Regions from separate parts of the Homo sapiens genome. Here region 1 is linked to region 2. Evidence: chromatin loops called from intact Hi-C (ENCODE). Cell type or tissue: gastrocnemius medialis. All regions are shown on one strand. Links, peaks and the distances in the headings refer to the core of each region. The heading gives the core; the rest is flanking DNA. Region 1 overlaps DLG2 (discs large MAGUK scaffold protein 2). Region 2 has its middle 26 kb from the start of EED.

The links. A loop is a pair of places that touch in the nucleus more often than their neighbours do. Peaks named below come from ENCODE experiments on the same cell type or tissue, not always from the same donor. Only the 100,000 strongest peaks of a DNase experiment are listed, where the experiment ranks them.
Region 1: a loop joins it to region 2, with 4 times the contacts of the local background. A loop is called at or near these places in 17 of 110 quality-filtered maps.

Annotation. Positions count from the first base shown.
Region 1 is chr11:85,591,207-85,601,014 of GRCh38, reverse strand. It overlaps DLG2 (discs large MAGUK scaffold protein 2), which reads left to right. Exons shown (of 28, transcript NM_001142699.3): 3 at 2,227-2,358. The coding sequence starts at 2,319. Among named protein-coding and RNA genes, the nearest start is that of DLG2, 31 kb to the left of the region's middle. In gastrocnemius medialis, for the core only: a CTCF peak has its summit at 5,524 (motif pointing left); no DNase peak of the experiment used is centred there.
Region 2 is chr11:86,214,226-86,224,033 of GRCh38, reverse strand. No RefSeq gene overlaps it. Among named protein-coding and RNA genes, the nearest start is that of EED, 26 kb to the left of the region's middle. RefSeq lists an enhancer at 9,051-9,140. In gastrocnemius medialis, for the core only: a CTCF peak has its summit at 5,376 (motif pointing right); a DNase peak (open chromatin) is centred at 5,363; H3K4me3 peaks cover 752 bases.

The DNA of each region.
Region 1 (9,808 bases), core at 2,766-7,765, 620 kb after region 2:
TCTCAGATCCATGTTCAGAGACATCATGTTGGTACCTTGAAATTGGCCATGGTGGGAATATTTAGACTTTGGAAATTGCAAATGCTACAAATTTGGGCTTGATTTATTGTTTTGCTGATAAGAAAGTGATAAAGTAAATACTAATAATTTAAGCGCAAGTTAAAAGCATTTTGTGTCTGTTGCTGTTACATTGATATTAGTACAGAAATTGAGGAAATATTTGTCCACTATTCAAAAATTATTATCTGATTCAGTAAACAAATAACATAATTGAGTGAGGTTTTCACAAAAACTATCTTTGTTGTTTTATTTTCATTTTATTAATATGACAACATAATCAAACCACATATATGTTGGAACTACTCATTCATCAGTTATAACCCTAAGTTGGCTATGAATACAAGAATTTGGTAAAAACCAATAAAAATATTATTGAGAATCAACTGACTAATGGAATTTACAATTAAAGGTTGTATATCTTATTATTATTTGTAGACTGGTTGCTATACATCCTTGTGTCAGTAAAATTATAACAAACTCATGTGCGTGTAGGTGCCCATGTTTTCCTTTTTATCTGAACTAGTTTTTAAGTATTTACCAGCACACCTGTGTGGAAGCCTAGTGAAAAAAGTGTTTTCAAGAGTGTGACAATATCAAATGATGCTTATGGGCCAAATGAAATGATTGATAATTGACTGCTGGATTTAGTAATGATGGGATGATTGAGTGGAAAAGAAAGCAATTGATAATGGAACAATTTCCTTGAGTAAGCAAGAGAGGATATATTCCAGTGCTCAAGAGAGGAGTTGACCTTAGAAACAAATTCTTTATTCATAGTAATATAAGGGAAGGCAGACTATGTGGGTGCAGTTACAGGTAAGTCAGTAGATGTTATGTTAGGAGCTTGTGGAATCTGCCTTCTGATTTTCCATGTAATAGGAAGTAATACCATCAGCTGAGAATGGCCATGAGGAAGAAGAGTTGGAAGGTTCAAGAGAAAGGAGGAAATAGAAAATAAATATAAGCTATTGTTATTATAATTGGTATTTAGGCTTTTTTGAAAGTGATAGATTGGAAGGGAAGGAGGGCTTTTAAATTCAAAGACAATTATCACCTAAACACAAAGGTTGTATAACTCTAGTGACTTTTTCAAGGATGTTTTGTCTTGTGAAGGATGAAGACATTATTCAAGAAGTCATAAAATAATAAGATATGGGTTTAAGACTGCCGACAAATTCGTATAGGCAAAGTGGTTTAGAAGAAGACGGAATGATGATTAATTTTAACCATCAGAGATGGCTTTATGGAAGAGAGAGCATTTGAGTTAGATCTGAATGAAGAGAAAGTAGGTGTTCAGTTGACTTACTTGATTATTTTCTGTGTGCTGGATATTGTGCTAGGGATTGTGCATATATTGTCTAATCATAACACCTGTGAGGAAACTGAAGCTCAGAGAGGTTAAGGAACGTGTTAAAGGTCACACACAGCTAGTAAGTAAGATCTGGGTCATACCTAGATTTGCCTGACAAGAACCCCTTTTCAAGATAGCACGCTGATTCTAGGGAGTATATACAGTGGTATAGGGGAAGAAATACCAGCACAGAGAACAGTAGGAGCAAAGAAAAGTACAGAGGTGAGAAAAAGTAGAGAGAGAGAGAGAGAGAGAAAGAGAGAGGTGGGGGAGAGAGCAAGTGTGCACGTGCATGCGTGTGTGTATGTATGTGGGTGTCTGCGCATGCATGCGTGTAGAGGAAAATGGAAGGGAAAAGTGAGTAATCCAGTATGACTTAGGCACTGTATGTGTGTTTGGAGAGTGTGGACTATATAGTGGGAAATAAGGCTGAAAATATTTGATCATGGGAGGGAGGCCTCAAGGGTCATGTTAAGGAAGTTGGATATTATTTTGCAGGAAGTCATCAATTTTAAGGTCAGTGTCTCTGACAAGAGAGAGTTATATCTAACTTGAACATCGTGGCCAGGATTGAATTCTTTGTTTTGTTTTACAGTTAGGGATTCTTTTGGAAGACAAGACTATAGAAATAAAACTGGATTGTTGAAATTGGCCATTGAGTATAATTATTTTCATATGGTAGTTTATAGAAATTATGATTATTTTATTAAGTTATTTCATGTCATTAAGTTAGGAACACAATTATAGAATAGTTTAATGTTAGTTTTCTATTTTGCTAAGACCATAAAATATAATAATAATATCATGTTTTTCAGATACTGACCGAGCTTTATCATTACTGGAAGAATACTGCAAAAAATTAAGGAAACCAGAGGAGCAGCTGTTGAAAAATGCGGTTAAAAAGGTGATGGGTATCTTTAAGAGCAGCTTATTCCAAGCTTTGCTAGGTATGTATTATGAAAGTTATTCATCATTTTAATGGTCAGAATTGGGCTTGATAGTTTGAATAATGTGGTCAAAGAACCTGATGTTAACCAAGTTTCAAACTGGGATAATTTTCTTTAATACTGGAAGGGAAGATTTGTTTTGTTTTATTTTGTTTTTTGTTTTCCTTTTCCTTATATAAGGTTAACCTAGAAAGGAATTGTTTGAAAATATAAATAAAAAGAGGTTATTGAAAGATATAAATATTGAAAGAATGTTTCATAAAGGAAGAAAAGTTTACACAGAAGAAAACCCTGAGTAGTGTGTTATAAAACATTGAGGACAAATATGCTAAAGAAGGAAGTTGTCTTCCTTCAGGGAAGGAATTGTGTAACATAAAAATGATGGTTCACATTCTACTCAGAATCAAAGTTACACTTTTACTCTCTTCTTAAAACAAAAATAAAAACATCTTTTCATCTTTCTTGCTTGTCTTAGGAAAGTTTATGATCCAGAATTGAAAAGTTTATTGATGAAAATCTCAGTGCTTTGGAATTCTTAGCAATTTGTCATGAAGCTAACCATATAATGTTTAAACTTATGTTTATTCTCCTATTTATTAAAGATTGTAAAGAAAATTAAGGATATGGTTTATTTATATATTTTTTTTTATATACATCTCTTATATTTGTGCAAATAGCTTTTAATTCTTTTTTATATTTTAGGAAGTAAAATAAATTAACAAAATATATAAATAAACAAATACTTTTCCCAAAAAAACAACCAACTAACTAAACAATGAAAAACCCACTCAATTATACAATATATTTTGCCAGATTTAAATAAATAACTGATTTTAAATAATTTTAAAGAAATAACTGAGTCTCCTAGATATTTTCATTGCTTTTTCATGCTGGTTATTATTGATATAAAATCAAAAAATAGGAACTTATAAGGCTTAATTATGAAAATACTTTGTTTTCATTATAAATATCTGTACTTTTTGATAAAAACTCCAACTTTATAGTTTGAATGTAATTTTAAAAATTATTCAATTTTGAAAATTTGAAAATCGGTCTATTGAATAAAAATAGAAGTGTAAAGCTTTACAGGATTATTTTGCCTGTGGATTAACTTTTAAAAAATATTTTATTGTGGCTAGCAAGAATTAATGACATAACTGTAATCATCTTAGCTGGTATTAAATAAAAACTCTAAATGGAGTCCTACAGAATTTGAATAAACCTTATATTCAGCAAAGATAATATTTTTGAGAACATTTTTAAACATCAAATTTTTGATAAAATTAATATTTATTAATAGTTGATAATTAGTAAAGGTCATTAACTAAATGGCAATGTATCTTAACAGACTTGTATGATGTGTTTACTTAAGACTGGCTAAGTCTTTTGAGAATTTGCATTTTTGAGAACTTGATTTAGAAAGGGTATTGTTGGATAATTTAGATAACTCTACTATATTTTTAATAATATAATCATTTGATAATGTAACACCATTACCCAGGGAATACAAAGACAAATGAGTGACAATTGTATTTTGCCATTATTTTAAGTGAATGATAAATATCTTGGCTTAACGCCAATAATGTAGTTTGAATTTCTCTAGTAAAATTAGAGGCAACAATAATCTGTAAAAAGCTGTTATGTAAGTAATCCCAGTGCCCAGCTTTGAATGGATAGATTTACTTCAGCTGGTCGTTAAAAGTCATTTTAGGATAAACCAGAGTGCAAACAAGAGAGCAACATTATACAACAAAACATAATTTTCTTTTGAATTCAATGTGGGCACCTATGTACTGATTAGTAATCTATTATTATTGAATGTTTGGGCGGTCTTACTGTGCATTTTCTTTAAGGACACAAAAGAAGAAAAGCCATGTAGACTTGTGCATCCTAGAGAAGATTTATATCTTTGTAAAGGATAGGTAGGGAGCCATTGAAATATAGCGCATTGTTATGGTCTATAATTTGCATTCTGTTTGAACCAACTCCCCCACCCCATCCTACCCTTTTTTTTCCTGTTACAAGTAGTGCAAGATAGTGGTTTCACCCATTATTCTGGCCAATACATAGCCAACACATTGAAATAGTACCTCGCACGACTCTCATTAGCTGTAGAAATAGAAGAGAATCATAATGTAGAAAACACAAATGGATAATAAAATACCATTACTGCAGAACATGCTGTAATATTTACATGTGACAAGGAAGCCAGTCCCTCTCTCTACAGATGAAAATCATCACTCTATTTTATTTTGTTTTATTTATTTTTGAGATGGAGTCTCGCTCTGTCGCTCAGGCTGGAGTGCAGTGGCACAATCTGGGCTCACTGCAGCCTCTGCCTCCCGGTTCAAGCAGTTCTCCTTCCTCAGCCTCCTGAGTAGCTGGGATTACAGGTGCGTGCTGCCACACCTGGCTAATTTTTTGTATTTTTTGTAGAGATGGGATTTCACCATGTTGACCAAGATGGTCTTGATTTCCTGACCTCATGATCCACCCACCTCAGCCTCCCAAAGTGCTGGGATTACATGCGTCAATCACTGCACCTGACCCTTATTTTTCAATTCTTAGTAGCGATGGGGTCTCGCTATGTTTCCCAGGCTGGTCTTGAACTCCTGGGCTCAAGTGATCCTCCCACCTCAACCTCCCAAAGTATTTGGATTATAGGCTTGAGCCACTGCCCCCAGCTGAAAAGCATCACCATAAAATGAATAATGTCTTCCTTTTGTGGTCCTTCATCATATGCTTAAAAAAATACTAGCATGTTTTAAATGGTATCTTCTTTGAGGAATTCTGTGTACATAACTGTGACTGGTATTTTGTAACATAACTTTGATTATAAAAGTAACATTTATTAATTTTTAATATTTTTGAAAATAAAGTAAAATCATATAAAATTCAATGGTTAAATACATTGCTTTTATGGTAAGTAACAAGATACCTGATAAGCATGGAGAATGAACTGTTTGATTAACTTTCTTCCTCCTTTCTTCTAGAGTCCCTGTATTATTTATTTTGATTTTTTATTTGCCAATAACTGAGAGTAGAAAAAGTCACTTTAATTTTTTGAAAGACAGCAATTGGTGTTCATTAGTGTGCCCAAACCAAATGCAAAAAATAAAAAAAACCCTGAAACAGCAATATGCTAGATGCTGCACATTTAGATGCTAGGCTTAGGGTGACATCTTGTGGTAATACTAAGGAAACATTTATCCAAATGAATAAAGTTTTAAGATGATTACAGCATCAACACTTTCCAGAATTTGAATATAAGAGAATTGGAATTCCATAATATTTTATGATTAATTTATGTCTCTTTGTTTAGAATAGCTAAATAAAATAATAATAATCAGTGTTCATTAATATTCCAAAACAAAACAAACCTAAAATGGCAATATACTAGAAGCTGCACATTTAGATGGAATTGGAATTCTGTGATATTTTACAAATTAATTTAGAATATGTAAATCTCTTTTATTTAGAATATATAAAACATTAAGATTTTCAAGGCACTTTTATTAGGTTATTTATTCTTCAGTTCTTCAGTTAGGTGATAAAGAAGCAAGATTTATCTTTTTTTTTTTTTTTTTTTTTTGAGACAGAGTCTCACTCTGTTGCCCAGGCTGGAGTGCAGTGGTGCGATATCGGCTCACTGCAACTTCTGCCTCCTGGTTCAAGCGATTCTCCTGCCTCAGCCTCCCGAGTAGCTGGGATTACAGGCATGCACCACCACTCCTGGCTAATTTTTTTATTTTTGGTAGAGACGGGCTTTAACCATGTTGGTCAGACTGGTCTCGAACTCCTGACCTTGTGATCTGCTGGCCTTGGCTTCCGAAAGTGCTGGGATTACAGGCATGCACCACCGTGCCCGGCCTTGAATCATTTTTAAAAATTATTTTTGTACTTCTAAATTGACTTTTAATTTTTAAACAACTATATTACCACCATAATTGTTTTTGAAGACTTTAAATAAATAATATTATGGGTTAGTTAAATTTTAGATATGTAACACAAATGTTTTTTGTAACTTATTGAAAATTATGTGTTATTCTTTAGTCATTACTTATAAAGTATGGAAATAACTATAGATATATTTCACAGATTTCAACCCCTTCTAAAATCATATTAGTCTTGTTTATCTAACTTATTGCCTTATATTTCTTCCCAGTGTGTGAGGGGGAATTTTTTGGAGAGGAATTAGAGGGAAATTAGAGGAGAACAAGCGGTAAATGATACTTTAAAAAAACTCTACCAGTGGCAAAATCTTAGAAAAGGGCTTATCTTGTTTAATGGAGGCAGTTAAACCTTACATGTTAGACTTTGTGTTAGAATAGAGTACATTTCATTTCCATAAATCTTAACAGAGAACCTTGTGGATTTTGGAGATTACTAGCAATAGGGGTGATACAGCAGATGTATTACATATTGGGATTTATCATCTCTTTGTTGAAGCCTTCTAACACATTCCTACTTGCTGGCAGCTTTAACTAGCCCTTTCATTGTATCTCATAGCATTTTTTTCATATTACTAAAAAGCATTTATCACATTGCCTTATGGTAAATCGAATATACTTCTGCCCCTTTTTATATCCCCATAATGTGGACCTTTAATAATTATAATAGACTTTTAATAAATTTTTATTCATTTATCAACACTTCTTTTAAAAATACCAGTTATGTGTTGGACATTGTGCTATGCAATAGGGATACAACAGTAAGCTATAGAGGACAGTCAATACCCTTATGGACAAGTAGGGGAAAAGAGACATTAAACACACAATTAATTATTATTCAATTATAATGATGGTAAGGTCTATAAAATAAATATGTATAAGAGTTTTAGTTTGAGTAAAAAAAACCCTACATATTTTCCTAATAGTAATTCGAATGTAGTAATTTTATTTCAAAATAACATCTCTTTGAATATATCACGGCTATTTTGGTCTTAATTATTAATCATAATGTGTATTTTTTGCCATCTGATCATAAGGAAGTGAAGGATTATTTAAATAGTGGGTGTGAAGGCCCCTACAGTTGTGTGAATTTGGAGCAACTTGGCTGTATTTATTATTCTTTTAGTTTATTTATATCTTTTTTTGTTAACCCATTTAAAGATTAATGGTGAAACAACCTGGCTGTAATCTTCAAAAAGAGAGATTCTCAAGATGTGGTTCTTGGACCTCAGCACTAGTCACCTGTGAACTTGGTTAGAATTGCAAATTCTTGGTTCTCACCCTAGACCTACTGACTGAATAAGAAACTCTGGAAGTAGGGCTCAGCAAATGGTACTTTACTAATCCTTTCAGGTGATTCTGAGGCATGTTAAAATTTGAAAACCTATGTTCTAAATGGTTAGGTATTTGGCCATTCAGGGAAAGTAATATATTAACAGTGTGTGAATATTATTACTAAACTTGGGAGAATATGACAGTGGCATTTTTTCCTTCTTGTGTTTTATAGGATCTGATTTAATCTGTAACGACTATAATGAGCCATTATCATTCTGGGACATATCTTGAGTACTTTGTAATCCATAAACTCACAATTATCATTATGGTGTCCAATTTTCTTTTTAAAATATAGTAGCATATCTTTTTATTTTTAATTTTCTTTTTATTTTCCTTCCTTCCCTCCCTCCCTCCTTTCTTTCCTTCCGTCCTTCCTTCCTTCTTTTTTCTTTTCTTTTCTTTTTTTTTCTTTTCTTTCTTTTTTCTCAGTCTTGTCTGTTGCCCAAGCTAGAGTGCAGTGGTGCAGTCTCAGCTCACTGCAACCTCTGCTTTCTGGGGTCAAGCAATCCTCCCACCTCAGCCTCCCTGGTACCTGGGACTACTGGTATGCGCAGTCATGCCTGGCTAATTTTTGAATTTTTTTTGCGGAAAGGAGACTTCACCATTTTGCCCAGGCTGGTGTTGAACTCCTGGGCTCAAGTGATTCTCCCACCTTGGCATTCCAAAGTGCTGGGGTTACAGGCATGAGGCACCACACCCAGCCTTACAATAGAATATCTAAAACATTTAAGGGATTTTTTTCTCTTTGGATAATTAATGATAGTTTCTATTTATGTTACAAGATAGTTTCTACTTATGTTACAATAATTATTCTATGGATAGAATTCTGTTACAATAAGTATCTCTATGGATAAAGCTACATTGATATGTTGTTGCTGGCCCATGTGAGAGAGGCATTTCCTAGGTAATGCTTGCTGCCACTCACAATCTCAAAGCATGTGCTTCAGTTGAAACAAACAAATTACATATCATGGATCTTTAAATAAGTCTTGACTGTTCAAAACAGTGAAGGTGAAATTCTTAGTTGCTAAGGTCTATTATGTTTCTACTTATTTGTTTACAATACTTATTTAAATAAAAAGAGTACAAGTGTTTTAGTTATTGCAATTGAATAATAATAGTTATCAAAGTATTTATGAAGTGTTTACTTATTTACATAGACTTATGCAGATGGATGCTATTAAGACCAAATGCCTACACTTAAGGAGCTTAAGGTCAATTAAGAAAGTAATATTTATGTACATGAAAAACAATACAAAACATCATATAGTGGAGGACTAAATTTTTGGGGCTAGACTAAAATGGCATAGGAGAAGCATGGGCTTATTGTACATTGTTGTTGCTAGAGAAGGTTTTATATAAAATGTAAACTTGAGCTGAGCCTTGTTATTAATAGGATTTGCATTAGAAGAGAGAGTAGAGAAGGATGTTTTCACCATCCATTTACACATTAATTCGTTCACAGGATATTTATTGAACACTTTGCCAAACGCTATGATACACACTGGGGAGACAAGCATTAAACAAAATTTCGTCAAGAGTTTATATACAAAGAAGAAGTAGAGTTGGCTATGAATGAGAGGCTTAACCTTAACAGTAGAAACAGGGACAGCTTTCTCCTTCTTTTTTTGAGATGAAGTCTAGCTCTGTCACCCAGGCTGGAGTGCAGTGGCTTGATCTTTGGCTCACTGCAACCTCCACCTCCCATTCAAGGGATTCTTCTGCCTCAGCCTCCTGAGTAACTGGGACTACAGGCATGTGCCACCACGCCCAGCTAATTTTTGTATTTTTTTTTAGTAGAGACGGGGTTTCACCATGTTGACCAGGCTGGTCTTGAACTCCTGAGCTTGTGATTTGCCTGCCTTGGCCTCCCAAAGCGCTGGGATTACAGGCGTGAGCCACCACACCTGGTCGACAGCTTTCTTAAGGAAGTGACATTTTGAAGTGTTGAAAATTATACACATTGATGTACGTTCAAAGGAGAGTGAGGAAATGGATCTGCCTGGAACAGGGATTCAAAATGTCCTTGATATTTATGCTTTTAAAATGTCTTCTAGGAGTTGTATAGGGCATCCTGTTAGATACAAGTCTCTTCCAAAGAGTTGAGAAACAAGAGTGGTGAGCATAAAATGTGGCTCAAACAATTGTTATAATTCCCTTTGTTA
Region 2 (9,808 bases), core at 2,795-7,794:
ATTGTGTCATCTCTGATTTCTTTGAGCAGTGTTTTGTAGTTCTCCTTGTAGAGATCTTTTACCTCCCTTAGCTGTATTTCTAGGTTGTGTGTGTGTGTGTGTGTGTGTGTGTGGCAATTGTGAATGGGATTGCATTCCTGATTTGGCTCTCAACTTGACTGTTGTTGGTGTGTAGGAATGCTACTTATTTTTGCACATTGATTTTATATCCTGAGACTTTGCTGAAGTTGCTTATCAGCTGAAGGAGCTTTTGGACCAAGACTATGTTTGCAGACAACAGTTTAAAATTTTGTATTAGTTATCAGCATTTGCAAGTTGAAAGAAAAACAAAGCCATAGCAATACTGAAGCTACATTCTGACAAGGTAACATCAGCTGGCACTGTGGCTGCTCACCCTTGCAAGGGGCACATACAGTTCATTTCACACTTCACACTCCAGCTTACCTCCAGCTTACTTCAAGTCCTTGCTCTGCCGACTTCACTCATGGTAGGCATTAGACTGAGGAATAACCCAATGGTCACATGGCTAGGGCTAAAATGACCCTACCTGACCACTAACTCCTGGCATGCCTGAAATAGTTGATGTATCTTTGCTCCAGAGCAGAGCTTTGTATTTCTGAATGTTCACAGGTTGAAACTTTTTAAGGAGACGTGTAATAAATGACAGCTTACTGGTTAAGTTGTGATCTCCATAATATATGTTTCCTTTTGTTTAAAATCCCCTCTTATTCCTACCTCACTCTTTTCATTTAGCTCATCCTTCAAAACGTAGCTTGCCAGGAAAATCTCTCCTAGCCACCTAACCTGAGTTGGTTGCCTTTTTCCTACACTTTAGTAGAACCCTTCTTTTATCTTAGTTTTAATTATGGATTTTTTTCTCTCCTCAACAGGATTGGGAGTTTTATGAAAGCAGGTTACATGTTGAATTCACTTCATGTCCTATACACCTCGTATAGGTCTCCTATATGTCTAGAGTCAGGTATATAGGAGGCATTCAACACATATTTGTTGAGGGAATTAATGACTGAATGTCTCAATCTATAGATTGTATGTGATTTGCTTTCTATTACTCTGTCAGTATCAGTTTTGAGTTGAGTTGCAGTATATAGGTTGATAAGGTCTAACTTATTCCTTTAAATTGTCAACTTATTTATAGTTTGTACCAGAAAGTATGTTTTACTATGTTAAGTGTTGGAGAATAGGAAAAGCAAAGGAAGTTGAGGTCTAAACTTGTAAGTCTTGTGAATGGGCCATGGTTGTTAAAAGTCATCTATCTCTGCCTCCTTAGAAAAGCTATCAGGAACACAGCATCAGAATTTTTATTTAGCTACATATTCTCATGGGTGTCTGTACATCTAATTATCAAATAAATGACTCAGAATAAGATGGTGTTGGGGCTAGATGGAGTGGGAAGGAGAGGGTTGTAATTACTGAGTGAAGGCATGCTGATGTCATTAATATGTCTATTCAAGAAGTTAGTATTAATAAATTACAATGAAATGCAAGTGCAACCTAATGATTTGTCATTACCTTGAAACCTTGGTTAACAACATTGTTGGCATCATGATTACAGCCTACTTATTAACTGTATATACCCTTAAATGTACACTTTTAAATTTATTGCCACCCTGTGGTACCGTAGGAATATATTTGGTTATTGTCCCTGTTCCTGGCACAGAGCTCCTAAAACCCTTGGAATTTCCTGGGTAATAAGGATGATGCGAGGATCTTTTGTTCTAATGAAGCAGCTCTTGGCCCCTAGACAGCTGCTTCAGAATGGGGGCTGATTGCCAGAATATCTAAGCCTTGGTTAGAAGCTTGGAATTTTAGCCCTAACCCTCAGCCTCCAAGGAGGAGAGAGGGGTTGGAGATGAAATTTGTTTACCATTTCCCAATGATTTAATCAACCATGCCTATGTAATGAAACCTTCACAAAAACCCCCTAAACAATGGGGTTTAGGGAGCTTCCAGGATGGTGAACACCCAACGTACTGGGAGGGTGGTGCACCCCAGCTCCACGGGGACAGATGCTCCTGCACATTCCCTTCTGAATCTCACCTTATATACTTCTCCATCTGGCTGTTCATTTGTATCCTTTATAATAAACCAGTAAACATAAGCAAAGTGCCTTTTTAAGTTGTGTGAGCTTTCTAGCAAATTGTCAAACATGAGGAGGGGGTCAAAGGAACCCTGATTTACAGCTGGTTAGTCAGAAGTACTGGTGGCCCAAAACTTGCAAACAGCATTTGAAGTGGGGGCAGTCTTGTAGGACTGAACCCTTTGAATTATGGGATCTGATGCTAACTCCAGGTAGATAATGTCAGAAATTAATTGAATTGTTGGACAGTCAATTGATGTCAGAGAGCTGAAGAAGTGATGTTGGAAAAGATACCATATGTTTGTTGTCAGGAGGGAAAAAGCTTTCATGCCGTTTCACAAAATTCTCAAACCTGTCGGATTCTGTCGTTGATGATTAGCAATACTGATAAGTTACTTTAAGCAGTTCCTTCAAATCCATGTTTCAATTTGGTTTACCCTACTGCCTTTTATGCAAAAATATTAATTTGCTCTGCTAATATTGAAATCGTACTATGTACCAGGTTTTATCCTAGAGAATAATGGTGAGCAAAACCAGATATAAGTCTCTATTTTCATGAGTCTGCTAGTGGAAACAGATGCCCATCAAAAAATCACATATACAGATACATTTACAACTATGTTAAATACTATGGATGAGAGGTTTATGATGTTGTGATTGTTCTCAAAAGAAAGATCATGAAACACTTTCCTGAGGAAGCTGAAATCTGAAGAACCATAAAAGGTCAACTAAGTGAGAATATGGGAATGGGTAAACTTAGATCTTGCATCTTGCAAAGACTTCTGGGACTGGAGTTTCTTATCTTTACCCTCCTATCTCAGCACCCTCCTCTTGTAGATCCCCCCCCCACTCCCCCACACAATTTCACTTCTATTAAGAGCCTCTCAGAATATACTCAGAACAGCATCAGAGGAAAACATTAAATAAAGTTTTTTAACAGATAATAGTATTAGATGTTCAATAAAGAAAGGCTCCTAGCTTCTTATAATTGAGTGCTGGTGTCCTAATCAGCTTCCTCCTCAAATCCTACACTGATGCCCAACTGGGTGTAACTGGTGTTCACCCAGTGAGGGCCTCAGTGATTATGAAAATAAGAGAGCTATGAGCCAAGACTGGTGGACCACAGTGGAGCAACTTACTTTGCTGACTGGAGTACAGCATGTCTTCACAGAGATTTAAAATAGGTTTTGGAGGGTAGAATAGGAGGGAGGACTTCCAGGAGAAGGAAACAGCACCCACAAAAACACAGACGAGTGAAAGAACACCATGTTTTTGCAGGAATGGCAGGTAGTTTAGACTTCTTTTAAGTAAGTCAGGAAAACATCCTGATAAAATAGTGAAATTAAATCAGTTTTTAGAAAAATAAAGAACTAAAGTTTAGTAAATGTGAAAAGTCCCACAAATAGAACTCCTTATTCCTTTAAAATCACGGATACAAAAGTTGTTCCTACACATATTAATCTGAACATCTGCAATTGTCATAGGTTCCAAAAACTTTAGTTTAATTCTCCAGAATCTCCTAATATCTTATTTAAAGTCATTCTCCTTTTTTTTTTTTTTTTTTTTGAGACGGAGTCCAGCTCTGTCGCCCAGGCTGGAGTTCAGTGGCGCCATCTCAGCTCACTGCAACCTCTGCCTCCCGGGTTCACACCATTCTCCTGCCTCAGCCTCCGGAGTAGCTGGGACTACAGGCGCCCGCCATTACGCCTGGCTAATTTTTTGTATTTTTAGTAGAGAGAGGGTTTCACTGTGTTAGCCAGGATGGTCTCGATCTCCTGACCTTGTGATCCACCCGCCTCAGCCTCCCAAAGTGCATTCTCCTTTTTGATTGGCATCACCTGCTGCCTTTCTCCTTTCTCACTGTATTTAGAGCAATCTTTGCCAAATGATTTTTGTGTCTTTCCAGACCATGATGTGGTTGACTAAGAATTTGTTTAAGCCTAACTATTTTTCAGTTCTTCATTTGACTCAAAAAGTAGTTTGTTGTAGAATAGAAGCTTCCCCTTGAAACAGCATATGGCAAGACCTGGAATTAAAAATAGACTTAACCACTGAAAAATTCTTCCATAAAATTAAATTAAATACGTAGTACAATTCTCTTTTACCATGTTATCCTCAATGGATAAAGATGAACTTTTCTCCTTATTAAAATTGAGAATGTTGCAGAATATTTCCATTATGTGCGAAGAAAAGAGGAACTGGCACTTATTAGCACACATAGTATGCCAGTCTCTGTGACAGGTGCAATCTGAGCGCCATCCTACCACTATGCTTGAATAGAGAGATGGTCATACAATGTCAACATGGTAATAAACTTCAGAGGTCATATAACCCACTGCTTTGGTTCTTTAGAGAAAACGCTGAGGCCCAGAGAGTAGGTTAGTGATCATTCAGTTCATTAAAAACCAAATGGGACTTGAGCTGAGTTTTCTGACACTTAGTCAGTGTTCTTTCTATAACATACTGGTATTCTCAGGAGAGAATTCGTCATGACTTATAGTTACATAGTCACCATTCTTTCCTGTATCTCTGTCTGCCCCATCTCTTTCTTCTATTTCTTCCTTTCTTTGTATTTTTTCATCTTTAACAGTAATGTTTTCTCTATTCTTAGAAAATTGGGTGTTTGAAAACAGCCCTCAACAACTTAATTCAACTTTTATCTAATGATTATTAACTGAATACTGCATCTTAGACACCGTGCTGGGTAATTGGTTGGATACAGTAAGATAATATATACAGATATAACTAAAATACAAGGCAGTGTATGATAAGAACTTTGTAAATAAGTTTTACAGGATTTCAGAGGTAGGTGTGGGGAAAGTGGCCAGTGAACTGGGCTTTTAAAGAATGGAAAAGGTTTTCATAAGGATAAGGGCTGAAGGTAGGACAATAATTTTACACAAATTGAAGAGCAGTAATAAGGATACAGAAGAAGGGAGCAACGCAAGTTGGAGAGATGTCAAGTAGAATTGTATGAGTAACAAACTGTCTTACAGGAGAAAATGGAGGACAAGGCTGAGAAACAGGCTGTTTTATTTCTGCAGCAGGGCAAGGGATCCTTCCCCTTATCAAGGCTAGAATACAAAGAAGGTGGAAGCCCCTATGACAGTCAGCTGTCATAGAAGTTGTAGATAGGTCACCTAGAGGCAGCACTGGAAACCAGCGAAAGTCAGCAATCCAGGTGACAAAAGTATCAACGAACTGGTACGAAAGCTACTACCAACTGGTACAAAAAGAACCACAGTCCAAGGAGACGCTTACTAGCACACGCCTACCTCCAGGGGGTGCTCAAGGCTTCCGTCCTTCCTTCCAAAGAAAAAAGATCTCTGAAGAGACTCCAGGACAAAATGGGGATTTCAGATATAGATGGAGGTTTTAGAGAAATGATTCTGCAGGGGATTCTGTTGAAGGAATAAAGTGGTTATAAACAGAAGTGGGCTGAGAGACTTTCCCCGTCAGTGACCTCTGGCGACTCGGCTTTTGTTAACTCTTGTAATGCTTTCATCTTTTCATCTCTTCACTGCCTTGGGATTGGTGTCTGGGACGTTCTCAAGTCAGGAGGGCAAAAGTAACCTCAGGGAGTCCACTTTGTTCAGTCCAGCTGCTGAGGCAAGAGATCTGATAGGGTTTGGAGCCCAGCATGAACTGGCAGCAAAGCATAGGCGTTTGTCCAGCGTCCTCTGTGTATGTGTTGGATGAGAAGCTTGTGCAGTCACATGCAGGATTCAGAATCCTGGCAGATTCTGAATCCACCTCCTAATTGTACAAGATTGGCATCTGGTGTGGTCTCGCAAGGGACTAAGATTTAGGAGGAAGGAAATTCATAGCAGGATTCTTGCTGCGAGGAAATCTTACCCAAACCTTTAATTAGTGATTACCAACAGGCAGAGATGGATAACTATTTCTAAAGAAAATGTACTCTTGAGAGGCTGAGACTACAAAGGCACATAGCTGCATATTTGTGAGGCTCCATCCCTTATGGTGGGAACAGAATCTGGCCTCGCCAGGAGTCACTTTTGGGACTAGAACATCCTGCCAGCAGAAGTCTGGAATTTGGAGAAATGCAAAGCCAATTGTGAGGTAGATACCTTCTCTACAAAGTAAAGATTGTGTTCTTGGACAGAGCCAGCCCTCATTTAATTTAGGAGTGAGAAGGTGGAAATGCGAGAAGCAATGGCTTGAATCTAGGATCCTGGAGAGGTGTTTAATCCGTAGGAATGAAGCAGACCTGTGAATGACATAGGGAAGAAGGGTGCCAATATCATAAATTGTTAGTTTTGTTAGTTTTAGTCCACGGTGGTGTTCAGACACAACTGTCTGGGAGGGAAGGCAGCCTGCACAGGTGTTGAACTTACCCTAGCATGTGGGTGTCAGAATGTCACAATTAAATCTTATTTTTTCTTTATACATTCAGAGAGCATTTAAAAAATTCTATTCTATGGTTCCAGTTATAGGAGTCACATTATTATTCTAGCATGCCATCTGATATTAAAATAATTTAATATGAAGGCCTATGGGTTCTAACACAATAACTTCTTATCCTATCATTTACATACTTCTAATTTCTAATATCTCCTATTTTATTCTATTTATTTATTATTTAAAGGCAGGGTCTTGCTCTGTCACACAGGCTGGAGTACAGTAGCTACGATCATGGCTCACTGCAGCCTCGACCTCCCAGGCTCAAGTGATCCTTCCACTTCAGTCTCCCAAGTAGCTGGCACTGTGGTTGCATGCCACAAGTCCAGCTAATTTTTTTAAAATAATTTTTTTGTAGAGATGGAGTCTCACTATGTTGTCTGGGCTGGTCTCAGACTTCTGAGATCAAGTGATCCTCCTGCCTCAGCCTCCCAAAGTGCTAGGAGTACAGGCATAAGCCACTATGCCTGGCCTCTCTTATTTTTAAAAATAATACTTATCTTTTTATCTCATTATAAAATTTATGAGTAATTGATGCAGAAAATTTGAAAACACCAGAAATACAATGTAAAACAAAAATTAGTCATAATTCTACAACTCAAAGGTAAGCACTATTAACTTTTTTTAAAATTTTTCTTTGAGATAAGGTCTGGCTCTGTTGCCCAGGCTGCAGTACCATGGCATAATCGTGGCTTGCTGCAGCCTCAACCTCCCAGGATCAAACGATCCTCCCACCTCAGCCTCCTGAGTAACTGAAACTACAGGCACACACCACCATGCCTGGCTAAATTTTTAAATTTTTTGTAGAGACAAGGTATCCCTGTGTTGCCCTAGCTGGTCTTGAACTCCTGGGCTCAAGCAATCCTCCTGCCTCAGCCTCCCAAGGTGTTAGGATTACAGGCGTGAGCCACCAGGCCCGGCTACTATTAACATTTTGATGCATGCACTTTCACTATTTTTTACTTTATGTGTGTGTATATTTTAAAACAAAAATCATCAAAATTTACATTGTTTTGTAGCTTTTTTTTTCATTTAGTGATTACGGAACTATTTCAATGTCAATAAATGATCTACATTACAATTTTTTCCCCTATAATACTTCTTATTATACAAGTATTAACTGTGCATTGCTTTGAGCTTAGAAAATGGAGAAAAATTGTACAGAAAGAAATAACTCATCCAGAGATTAATTGCTTTCAATATAGTCGTCTATTTCTTGGAAGATTTTCCCCCATCCCTTCTTACTATTAGTCCACAGATCCTCCAGCTCAGCCAATGATAGCAGCTGTAGTCAGCTGGGTAATGGCCATTCAAAGATATCCTTGGAACTTGCAAATGTTGCCTTATTTGGGAAAAAGGTCTTCGCACATGTGATTATGTTTAAGGATCTTTCAAAGGCACCAACCCAGAAGTTGGTTTCATTTCCTGGAAAAAAACTTGATAGCTAGGGTTAATATATTGGATCCGGAGATGAAAAGGGCATCTATACCAAGGGAACTGACGTGCAGATTTTGGACTTCCTGTAGGTTAAGAGTTTGAATGTTCTGCATGTAGGCTGTGAGTTTCAAACTTTTTAAGTAGCTGAAAACTCAATTGAGGATGCGTCTGAGGTGGCACAAGTAGAAGCAGAATCCACAGCTGAGGTCCAAGTCAAGCGCTAGAGGCAAAAATGGATCAGAGGCACCTGGTGGAGGCTGTAGACAGAAGCCCCAGTAGAAAGACTTCTGACCTCATCATCAGCCATAAGCAAGGTGAAGGGCATTCAAAAGAAAGGGACTTTGGTGGCACAGGGAATTTTCAGTTTCCATGGTTCATCTACTGATTTAATGCATTATTGATTATATGCTACTAATTAACCTCTTTTTTTTCTTTTTGCCCACTCCAGAGTGCTAAGGAGGTCCGATTAACCTCTTTAATAACCTTGGTTTTTTGGTTTTTTTGGTTTTGAGATGGAGTCTCGCTCTGTCACCCAGGCTAGAGTACAGTGGTGCAATCTCAGCTCATTGCAACCTCCACCTTCCAGGTTCAAACGATTCTCCTGCCTCTGCCTCCCAAGTAGCTGGGATTACAGGCACCTGCCACCATGCCCGGCTAATTTTTGTATTTTTTAGTAGAGATGGGGTTTCACCATGTTGGCCAGGCTGGTCTCGAACTCCTGACCTCAGGTGATCTGCCCACCTCAGCCTCCCAAATTGCTGGGATTATAGGCATGAGCCACTGCACCTGGCCAAATAACCTTGTTTTAAATGGCCTAGTATGGGGTTGAGCCACAACCACCTCTCTCAGTGATTCTCAGGAGTCTGGAGGGGAAACCAGTAGGGGTGATCATCTTTAATAGTGACTAGAGGACCTTACAGAAAAAGTATGCCAAACATAACTGCTCCATGTGTGAATCTGTCATTCTGGCTAATTTGGGAGATTGCAGGGGTGGTCCTCCAAAAGAACAGAACATTTTGGAGGGTTTGAGTAGATGAACATGAAATGTTGGGTGTGGGTGGGGACAGTCACTTCAGCCTGCTCTACCCACCCAAAGCAACCAGACTGGAAGATCAAGCTCTTAGTTCAGAGATGACTGGGCTGGATTTCCCCAGCCACACCACAAGGGGAGTCCCAAGGAAGAGGAAACAGGGAAACATTGTGGGTGACACTGAGGCTTTCTCCCAGTCCTCCCACTGCTCTGGGCATTTCCTCCAGAGAGGCCCTGCTCCAACAGTGAGCACTGTGGGCTGTGCACCTGCTGCCCTCAATGGGGTTTAGCTATCTTCTGATTGAGATGGAGAAAGGTTGGATGACGAAGTGAAGGGGAGGGGGTTGTGCTGGAGCAGTGATGAGCCTCACGTCGGGACATTCCAGCCACAGAGTTAAGAGGATGGAAGAGGAAAGCCAGTGGGAGAGAAAAGGAGAGAGCATGAGATCCAGAGTTCGGGCACGGCTTAGAAATTTAATCTAACGTTAGATGCCAGAGCAAGGAGGAAGAAGGGACCTCTCATTCACCAGTCTCTTCCCTTATCCATCTACTTTCGCACCCCTAACTTGCATTGTATGTCAACACTAATTAATTCCAATGAGAAAATACATATGACAGTGCTCTGTGAACCTTAAAACCCTAATAATAATGATAATAAAGAATAGCATTTATTGAGAGTTACTATATGTAGTCACAGATCTAAGCACTTCACATATATCCATCTTATTTAATCCTCATAATAATTTTGTGACAGTTATTATTCTAATTTTAGTGATGGGAAAATTGAGTCTTAGGGAAATTAAGGTTAAGAAATTTGCCCATGG